2 separate regions of the Homo sapiens genome follow, and region 2 is linked to region 1. A link is a contact called in ENCODE Hi-C or POLR2A ChIA-PET data. All regions are on one chromosome and are shown on one strand. The core of a region is the stretch at or near the end of the contact, and the rest is flanking DNA. Distances in the headings are between cores, read along the strand shown.

Region 1 (4,711 bases), core at 716-3,215:
GCTAGAACACGAAGATGACATTTAGACACAGATGCTTTTCTGCAAGTCACCACACTTTAATTTTAAGAAAGGAGACTAGCGATCTATTGAATAATTCATTCCCTCATGGCACTGGTTCAACACCCCAGGCTCCTCTGCTGAGAAGCCTCCTTATGTAGCTGTACTGGACAAGTGCGGTAGAAAAGACAGAACCCAGTGGGGATGACAGAATTCTTTAATTGTCTGCAAAAGAGGAAATCCAGTTGGTGGAGAGAAAAATTATTTCCACATTGGAAAAAAAAGTAATGACAAAAATAAAAAGGCTTTGTCAAATATAGTTCACTCTTCTCATTACTTGCCTTAGTGTTTCAAAGATAAACGCTTTTTGTTACAACACATCACAGATAACGCAACTTCGCCTGACTGAACCCGGCGTGGGGAGACTGCAGAGATGGCGCTCTGCAGCCAAAACAAAGGGTGGGGGAGGGGAGGGGCAATTACAAAAAAGACACCTTATGAAAAAAAATCCCTACAATTCACAAAGCTTGCTACTGAAATTAATTTCAGGTTTCCACGTCCACGGGGACACGTACAGGATTTAAAATGACGATCACGTGGCATCTCTCAGGGCCAAATGGGGCGCATCAAAGCTTCCCCTCGACGTTTATTAACTCTGCAGTCCGTTCTCTACGTCTGCGAAGAATTGGCAGATAACGATGTGTCTGAGAGAAGAGGCGTTTTCTAAGGAGACACACAAAGGGAGTGGGACCCTCCAACCTCACTCTGTGAGAGGAACACCGCACAGCAGTGTGGGGGCTCGAACACCCCAAGAGCGGCAGAGCGCGGTTCAGAAAACATGACCCTTGAAATGCACACAAAGCCTAACAACGTGTCCTCCGCGGAAGAAAACAGCTTGAAAAGGTCGGCTTTGAAGTGACCCAGCGGAAAGGAATCACCCTGGAAGAAACACGCAGCAGCCCCGGGGCAATGCGCGGGCAGGAGGAGCAGCGAGCGCGGGGAGCGCAGGGCCCTTCGGAGAGGGCGCTCCACCGGCCCTGCGCTCCGTACCTGTGCCGCCACGCCCACCGGTCCCCTGCTGAGCCTAGCACCGCCCATTTAGACCCAGCACCACCCGTCCGGACCGAACCTAGCACCGCCCGTCCGGACCCAGCAGCGCCCATTTGGATACTGCACCGCCCGTCCAGACCCAGAACCGCCCGTCCGGACCCAGTACCACCCATCGGACCCAGCGCCGCCCATTTAGACCCAGCACCGCCAGTCCGAACCGAACCTAGCACCGCCCATGGGACCCATCGCCCGTTCGGACCCAGCACCGCCCGTCCAGATCCAGCACTGCACCCCCATTTGGATCCAGCACCGCCCGTCCAGACCCGGACCCGCCAGTCCGGACCGAACCCAGCACCGCCCATCGGATCCGGCGCCGCCCATTTAGACCTAGCACCACCCATCCGAACCGAACCTAGCACCGCCCATCGGACCCACCGCCCGTCTGGACCCAGCACCGCCCGTCTGGAACCAGCACCGCCCGTCCACAGATCCATCACCACCCATTTGGACCCAGCACCGCCCGTCCCCGCCCGTCCGGACCGAACGCAGCACCGCCCATCGGACCCAGCAGCGCCCATTTAGACCTAGCACCGCCCGTCCGAACCGAACATAGCACCGCCCATCGGACCCATCACCGCCCGTCCAGATCCAGCACCGCCCATTTGGATCCAGCACCGCCCGTCCGGACTCTGCACCGCGCGTCCGGACCCAACACAGCACCACCCATCGGACCCAGCACTGCCCATTTAGATCCAGCAGCGCGCGTCCGAACCGAACCTAGCACCGCTGGTCGGGAAGGAACCCGGTACCGCCGGTTGGGACCCACCACCGCCAGTCCAGACGGAACCCTAGCACCGCGCGGGGCCCGCCCTCCGACACCTCCCTCCCTGGCGGCCGCGGCAGCAGCACCTAGTGGAGCGGCCCGGAGGTGCGGCGGCGCCGCGCGGGGCGGCGGCGCGCACGGCGGGCGGCGGCGCGCACGGCGGCGGGCGGGGCGCGGGCGGGTGCGGGCGGCGGGCGGCGGGCGCCGGGCGCACACCGGCCGGCGGGGCTGAGGCGGCGCGGCGCGGCGCGGACTGAGCCCCAGGCGGAGGCCAAGTCGGAGGACGCGGCGCGGCCGCGGAGGCGGAGGCAGCCGCGGAGGCGGAGGCGGCCGGCGGGGGGTGGCGAGGGGCGCCGGGCCCCCGCGGACCTGTCGTCCTCGGCCCGTCCTCCGGCCCCGGCCCCGCGCGGCTGAGGAGGCGCGGCCAGGACCATGTCGGCGGGCGGCCGTGACGAGGAGCGGCGGAAGCTGGCCGACATCATCCACCACTGGAACGCCAACCGGCTGGACCTGTTCGAGATCAGCCAGCCGACCGAGGTGAGCACCGCCGGGCGCGGGGCCTGCGCGACCCCCGCCCGCTGCGCCGCGCCCCGCCCCTCCCCCCCGCCGCCGCCCGCCAGCCGCGGACCCGCCCTCCTTTCCCCCTCCCCCCTCCGCCCCTTCTCTCCCCTCCCCCTCCCCCAGGCCCACCGCGGGCCCCGGCGTCCCCCGCAGCCCCCGTCCCCCTGCCGCGGTGTATCCCGGGGTCGCGCGGGCCGAGCGGGGGCTGGCGGGGCGCGGCAGTCACCTGTTCCCCTCTCCGGCCGCTCACCTGGTGGCTCACCTGGGCCGCCGCCCCCACCCCCGCGAGCGCGGCGCGGCCCCGGCCTCATCCCCGGCGGCGCGGGGGGCGCGGCGGCGCGCGGGGCCGGCGCCCTCCACCTGCAGCCCGGTTGTGGCTCGCGGCGCCCCTTCGCCGTGGCCGGGATGGAGCCTGTGACGCGCGCTGTGCTTCGGGTTCATAAACTTGCAGGCTGCCAGCTGGGAGGGGAAAGTCAGTATCACAAAGTTCGGGAGGTGCGGGCTGCCTGATGGCACAGGCCCGGAGTCGGACGCCTCCGAGGAAAGGCGCGCCTTCTCCACCTTCGGGGCCGCGAGGAAGGGCCCTCTGCGGCGGCCTCTGCCCGGAGGGAGGCGCCGGCCCCAGGCTGGCTCCCTGAGAGGAGGAGGAAATCACGCTCGCTCCTGGCCTGGTAACAATGGGGGTTGTTTATAGCAAAGCTGCTGAAAGCGTTCCGAGCAGCTTTTAAAAAAATGTTTGAGTCCAAGTCCACTAGGAAGGGCTCCGTGGAGAGGGGAGGGAGGTGAAGGGTCGGGGAGCAACCCTGTAAATCGCTCCGCAAGGGTCGGTTCCGCGCTCTGTTCATTCGGTGGCTGCACAGACTTTACCAGCATAAAAAAATTTCACTCAATATTTGTGCCCGTTTAGGAAATCATTTTAATAGCGTCTATTTTTGATTTGTTGTAATAGGTAATTTATAGTTAATACTTGCTATAAAATACTAGCTCCTAGGCAACAAAACATGTTTGGCAGATTTGAACATTCTTACGAAATGTAATCCTTTTATCATTAAATTCCACTTTATGTTTTTGAGAGAATTTGACTATTGCTTCTCTGATTTCTTGAGTTTTTGCCAGTCATGGGAAGGACTCTATTTCTTCTGTTTTCATCTGTACCTGTGACTGCACTTGACGTGGGTAGCTAGCCATTTGTCTTAATACTGAGTTGAATACTGACACACGCCATTAGGCTCAGGTTGTCAATTTGAGCATAGATGTTATGTTAAGTTACTCCTGATTCATTCATCTTCTGTAATGATTTTATGAGTTAGGTTCTAGTAAGGGAGTTAGTACTATGTACTTAAGTGTTCGTTCATAGACTAGTGTATCTTTAGAAAGGTGACATGATAATTTAGTTTCAGGATTATGTTTTCTTTTAGAATAATGAATTCATTTTTCTTTTTATCACAAGGTAAAAAAAGTTGACCATAAAACATTTTCTTGGTGTGTAGCTTTTTTTTTTTGTTTGAATGGATTTTTTTTTTTTTTGAGAGATTTCTCAAGTCTGGTGGAAAGGAATCTTTTTTCGGTTTAATAAAGAGAATTCAGCTTTTTGGGATTTTGAATTGAGTTAGCATTAAAAAAATCTCAAATCAGAAACATTATAGTTCATTGATTTAATTAAATTCTATTTTAAGCACTCAATTGAAACTTTTTATTTCTTAGTGATATGACTAGTTTTTAAAATTGGCCTGTCATTTGGAAAGCTGTTTTTTCAGTTATACTGTAGGTGAAAGTTTGCTTTGTACATACACTGAAGCAAAACAAGAATTGAAGGACTTGGAAAAAAAGATGATATATTTCATTTCCTAATTTTTCTCCCTACTTATATCTGAACATTTCCATTTTTAGAAATTATTCTTCAGAATTGTATTAGAAGCCTTTCATAATGAAATGAATGGTTTTTAAGAATGTCCATATATTGGTTTTTTAGCTTTTTTACTATATAGTGGCTGGCTCACATTTCTATTTTGTTTTCTCGAGAACTTTCCTGTACTATTAAATTTATTCTGGTCCTAGTTAAGCTTTGCATTTAACATATTGTATCTTTTATTATGATGTAGGTAAACTTAATATGAGTAATTCTCTCAGCCAGTATTTCAAGGCCAACAGTTTCAATTTGCTTTGTCTAAGCTCGTGTGAATTTTTTTTTTTAACCATCTAATGATTATTTTTACTCTATTTGGCCATCACAAGTCCAATTTTTTAGTTTTCTGCAAGAACAGAAGCATTGTACTGGTC
Region 2 (4,711 bases), core at 574-3,073, 280 kb before region 1:
AATTATACCAAATTTAAATTCTGGTGTCCAGAAATAGTTTCATTTGAACCCAGCCCCCACTGCCTGTCACGTGCTGTGCTCATGGGTCTATCACACAGGGCAGCTCTCGTGGTATGGCAGAGACCACGTGGCCCACAGAGCCCAGAACGCCTGCTCTCCGGCCCATTATGCAGCAAATTTGCCAGCTCCCGGCACAGAACATGCCAGGGACTCTCTCATCCACTGAAACGTCCCACGAGCGGCTGTGCTTTGAGTCTTTTTCTGTCTTGTTACTATTGTGACTGACTTCTGGTAATCATTGGATTTTTTTCTTTTCTTTTTTCCTTTTGAAAGTGATACATGTTGGTTGGAACAAGTTAAAAAAAAAAAAAAAAAAAAAAAGAGGTCTGTGTGCTAAAATCGTTTGGAATGTCCCTCCTAACCTTCTTCACATCCCAGCTCTGTAGTGACCGATGTTTCCAATCTGAGGTGCAGCCTCCGTGGTTAATCTTTGCTCAGATGTACAGGGTGCCATTATTGTTCTTTTTACAAAAAAAAAAATGAAATGCTACAGTACATGTTACTCAGCAGCTTGTTTTATTTCACTGAATAATGAACATCTCTCCATATTAATTTGGATGTCACTGATTCATTACTTTTCACAGATGCAAAAGATTCCACAGTGGACCTTACAATAATTTTTTCACCTCTGCCGCTGTTGAGGAACATCCGTGTCAATTCCGTTTTTGTGTTATAATTCTGAAAATGAAAACCTTTGTATTCTAGTGTCTATGTACTCACGCTTTTATTCTGCAGTATAGAAACCTAAAAGTGGGACTGCTGAGTCAAAGACTGCGGGTTTTTCTAATATTAAGATGCAGTATAATGCATCTTCTCTCCCCAAATTACAGCATTTCGTGATGGCTGGCGAGGCCACAGGGAGATGGATGGTCTTTTCTTCAGAGGCTTGATTACTTTTTATCTTTAAAAAATCTCTAATAAAATGCCATTTCTTCTTCTTTATTTTTAGATAGATTCAAATGTTGAGGCTTAGTTGCCTAAAGAAAAGAGTGCAGGTAAGAGAGGGGTGTCTGTGCTTCCGTGGAAAGAAAGGGCTTGGATGGAATGGAAGGGCCACTGGGATACCATCTCCCCAAAGTCAGGGACCACCTCTGTCCCACTGACCGTGATGAGAGCTCATGGGGTGTTTGTGAAATGAGAGAATGAATGAATAAATAAGCGAATGAATGGATGGTGATAGAAAGGTCGCTGGAGAGGGACGGTGCTGATCCATGAGGGTGATGACACGCAGATCAACCAATCTCTGTCCCCCATGCCCTGCACGGGCACAAGTGCCGCTGTCCACAGACAAATGTTTGAGAACCCCTGGCTGTGGGACAGGAAGCTGAGACATTCTGCCTTCTCTGGGTTCCCCTGGGTGTGACAAGGGGTCCTCACTAAGCCGTCCTTTGACTATATTGGATGTAGAGAGAACACACATTATGTGTTTCTAAAATTCAGCAACTGCTTTTAAAAAAAAGAGGGATTCTCCATCTTCAAGAGGTTGTCTCTGCTCAAATAAACTCCAAATGTTGAACCGGGCTGGTCTCACATTCCTGCAAATAATAGGAATAATAATATTTGTATTTATTTTCTTTTTCTGTTAAAAAAAAACAAACAGAAATCTTAAGTGATCTTATTTCTCTTCAAAGGGCAAAACAGCTTTGCGGGCGAGCTTTGGAGCCAACTCTAAAGGGTCGTCCAGAGCACGGCCGCCTCCCCATACACACCCTGTCCTTGGCGTGGCTCCCGCAGCAGCCCTGGCCTCGCGCCTGTCTCCGGGCCTCCTCAGAGCCTGGCCTGGCTCCAGCCATCTCCACCACTGTGTGCCTGGGTCTCCTCCCGCTCTGCGCCGTCCCCCAGGGTGCCCCCTTGGCTCTCCTGCACACGTACCGAGGGGATGTCCCCTCCCACTCTGGACAGGTTCCTTAACCCTCTCTTTCGTAAATATAAAAATAGTTCCTGCCTCATGAGACGGCTCTAAAAATTAAATAGTAAAGCCCTCAGCATACTGCCTGCTTAAGAGCCATCTCTCAGAAAATAAGTTTGTTCTTGTAATAATAAACAACAACTTGAGTCCATACTGAGCTTCCTGCTTCAAACGCCACTGGGGCGGACCAGCCCCACGTCTCCTCCCTGCGTTGCACACGGGCAGGGCTGCAGCTTCCCCATGGGGCCTGCACCATGGTGGGACGGCCTGTGCGCCCCAGGCCCCGGATGCCCCGGCCTTGCTCCAGACACGTGGCCGTCAGCCTCCAAGGGCCCTGTGTTCACAAAGTCCCTTCCATTTTCCACCCCAAGCTGACAAAGACGCAGCTGGGGTGACCCCGAAGTGAGGGGTGAGATGTGGGTTACCAGCCCCTCCACCACCCTCTCCTCCCGGCCAGCAAGAGGCAAAGAAGGAAGCCAGGGCCTGTGGGGTGCCCACGCTGGTGAGAGGCAGAGGCCTCTGGGAGAGACGGGCTCCGTGCCAGCCCCCGGGCACGCTCCCCTCGAGGGTCCCCCAGGACCAGCTGGGGCGAGAGCCTCTGGCCAGTGCGGGGCACCTGAGGACTGCGTGGAGGGTGGAGGGGGCCCTACTGATAATAGGAGCTGGTGGCCACCCAGGGGCCTGCTCTGTTCCCGCCAGGCCGAGGCAAAGGGCGAGGCCACAGAGATGGTAGCAGACACGGGGCTGACAGGAGCCCAGAACAGCTCTGGGGACCGGGACAAGGGGGGACAGGAGGCCCCCTTGAGCAAGGGCTCCCAGGAAGCAGGTGCTGTGGTGGGGGTGCTCCACACTGCTCTGGCCCGGGAGGCCCCCTCGGTCGCCTGTGCTTGGGACCGCATTGCACAGAGCACTCTGGCTTCTTTCCACACACGGTCTTTCTCAGCCTTCACGCACACTCGGCCTTTCTCAGCCTTCACGCACACTCGGCCTTTCTCAGCCTTCATGCACACTCGGCCTTTCTCAGCCTTCACGCACACTCGGCTTTGCAGCCCTCCTGCGCACACGTGGAAGGCCCACAGGTGGACGGCACACAGTAGGGCTGCTCCCGATCCTGCAGCTGCGCCTGAGCCTTTCTTGCCTTTGCAAAATCGGTGCTCCCTCCTGGGCCCACTACGGCACAGCTGTAGGTCCTGCAGAGCCTTGCCGAACCTGTCTCCTGGATCCAAACCCGAGGCTGGCACCCAAGGAGGGGGCCGTGCTGGTGCTGGAGCCCGTGTGGCCAAGAACTGTCCCACACCCACTGTCCCATGCTGTGCCCAAGCCACATGGCGTCTCAGGGGGCTGCCAGAAGGAGGACGCTCAGTGCATAGAACCCTCTTGATGGCAAGCCCAAGACCACATGAGCCAGCTTGTGTGCAAAGTTCTTGCAACTGGGAACCCCAGGGTGGGTCTGGTCTCAGCCCAGGGACGACTTGAGGTTTCCTCCTCTCTCCGTCTTTCAATCGCGCTCTCTGTCTCTGTCTCTCTCTCTGTCTCTGTCCCTCTCTCTCTCTCTCTTTCTCTGTCTCTGACTCTCTCTGTCTCTGTCTCTCTATCTCTCTCCCTCTCTCTCTTTCTCTGTCTCTAACTCTCTGTCTCTGTCTCTCTCTCTATCTCTCTCCCTCTCTCTCTCTTTCTCTGTCTCTGTCTCTCTATCTCCCTCTCTTTCTCTGTCTCTGACTGTCTCTGTCTCTGTCTCTCTATCTCTTTCTCTGTCTCTGTCTCTCACTTTCTTTGTCTCTGATTCTGTCTCTGTCTCTCTCTCTGTCTCTGTCTCTCTGTCTCTCTCTCGTTCTATTCCTAGAGGAGGGGAGGGCACTGAACCACGGCCCAGCAGATCGTGACCCCTGGACTGGCCTAGCTCATCCTCGGGGCTTTTGAGCTGGCTTGGCTCCTCCCAAGCTTGCATTGCCCTGGTGGTTGCCGGTAACGTGAAACCACTGGACCTGCCTGGGGAAGGAAGAGGTGTTGCATTTATTGGGAGAATATTAGGGAATCTGATGGATCCCAAGGCCAGATAGGAGGTTTGCTGGGATCAGGGTTGGAGAACCCACGGGATCTGCCTCACGCTGTCCCCTGTGTCCAGCCCCAAGAGTCTGGCTCTCTCCCAGCTCTGGGGTGGAGAGGGCCCCCAAGAACCCCCGAGTTCTTCCCGTTACAGATATGTCACCCAAAGCAGCAGAATCAACCCTGTCCGGTCCCCAGTTCCACATTTCAGGGAGGTGACTGTTGGCTCCACTGCTCCCTGGTGGGGCGGCCTGTGCAGCAGAGAACACCCAGGCGCCAGTCTGTGGGCAGCGGCCAGGACAAGGTGAGGTGACTCTGCCACCCGAGCCTGTCTCCAGCCACAGCTCCCACGGCCACCAGAGCAGTGGGCTGAGGCTCCCTGACAGCCTTCTTGCAACCCCCGGGCCTGAGAGGGGCCGAACCCCTAAGCGTGCATGCTCCCAATCATAGCTGGTGATAAGGAAACCACAATTCTTCTACCTTACTGAAAGGCTATAGCACAAAAATGTGCTCAACTATGGACTAGAGCAGCACTTGTCAAACTTAAGAAACATCTGCACCTACTTGAAATGGAAATGTGTCCTCACGTCCTTCCCGGGGCCACAGGAGGCCGAGTGCTGAGGCCTCACCACCAGGCTGCAGCGTGGCTTGCATGGTTTGGAGACGACACAATGCATAGTTTCTGTTTGGCTGCAT

Evidence for each region. Hi-C counts contacts between places; a loop is a spot of excess contacts on that map. ChIA-PET counts read pairs that join two places held with the same protein, here RNA polymerase II (POLR2A). Pooled maps may share reads with other maps.
Region 2: a loop to region 1 is called in a map of ascending aorta, with 3 times the contacts of the local background. The contact joins the enhancer-like site here to the promoter of AFDN-DT in region 1. A Hi-C loop is called at or near these places in 3 of 168 maps with a recorded cell type or tissue (ascending aorta, chondrocyte and endothelial cell of umbilical vein) and 9 of 50 pooled maps. POLR2A ChIA-PET finds 5 or more read pairs at or near these places in 1 of 52 experiments (activated T-cell).

The regions. Positions count from the first base shown.
Region 1 is chr6:167,824,831-167,829,541 of GRCh38, forward strand. It overlaps AFDN-DT (AFDN divergent transcript), which reads right to left and starts at 1,966. Exons shown (of 2, transcript NR_027906.1): 1 at 573-1,966. AFDN (afadin, adherens junction formation factor) reads left to right here and starts at 2,081. Exons shown (of 34, transcript NM_001386888.1): 1 at 2,081-2,407. The coding sequence starts at 2,303. RefSeq lists silencers at 1,050-1,119, 2,034-2,233 and enhancers at 1,704-1,773, 1,804-1,883.
Region 2 is chr6:167,549,273-167,553,983 of GRCh38, forward strand. LOC105378129 (a long non-coding RNA gene) reads left to right here. Exons shown (of 3, transcript XR_943268.2): 2 at 1,010-1,055; 3 at 1,692-2,120. Among named protein-coding and RNA genes, the nearest start is that of LINC02538, 130 kb to the right of the region's middle. Within about 2 kb of position 1,824, at least 14 of the 41 ENCODE cell types and tissues checked have a DNase peak (open chromatin) inside an H3K27ac peak, as active enhancers do; they include ascending aorta, where a contact is called at or near this core.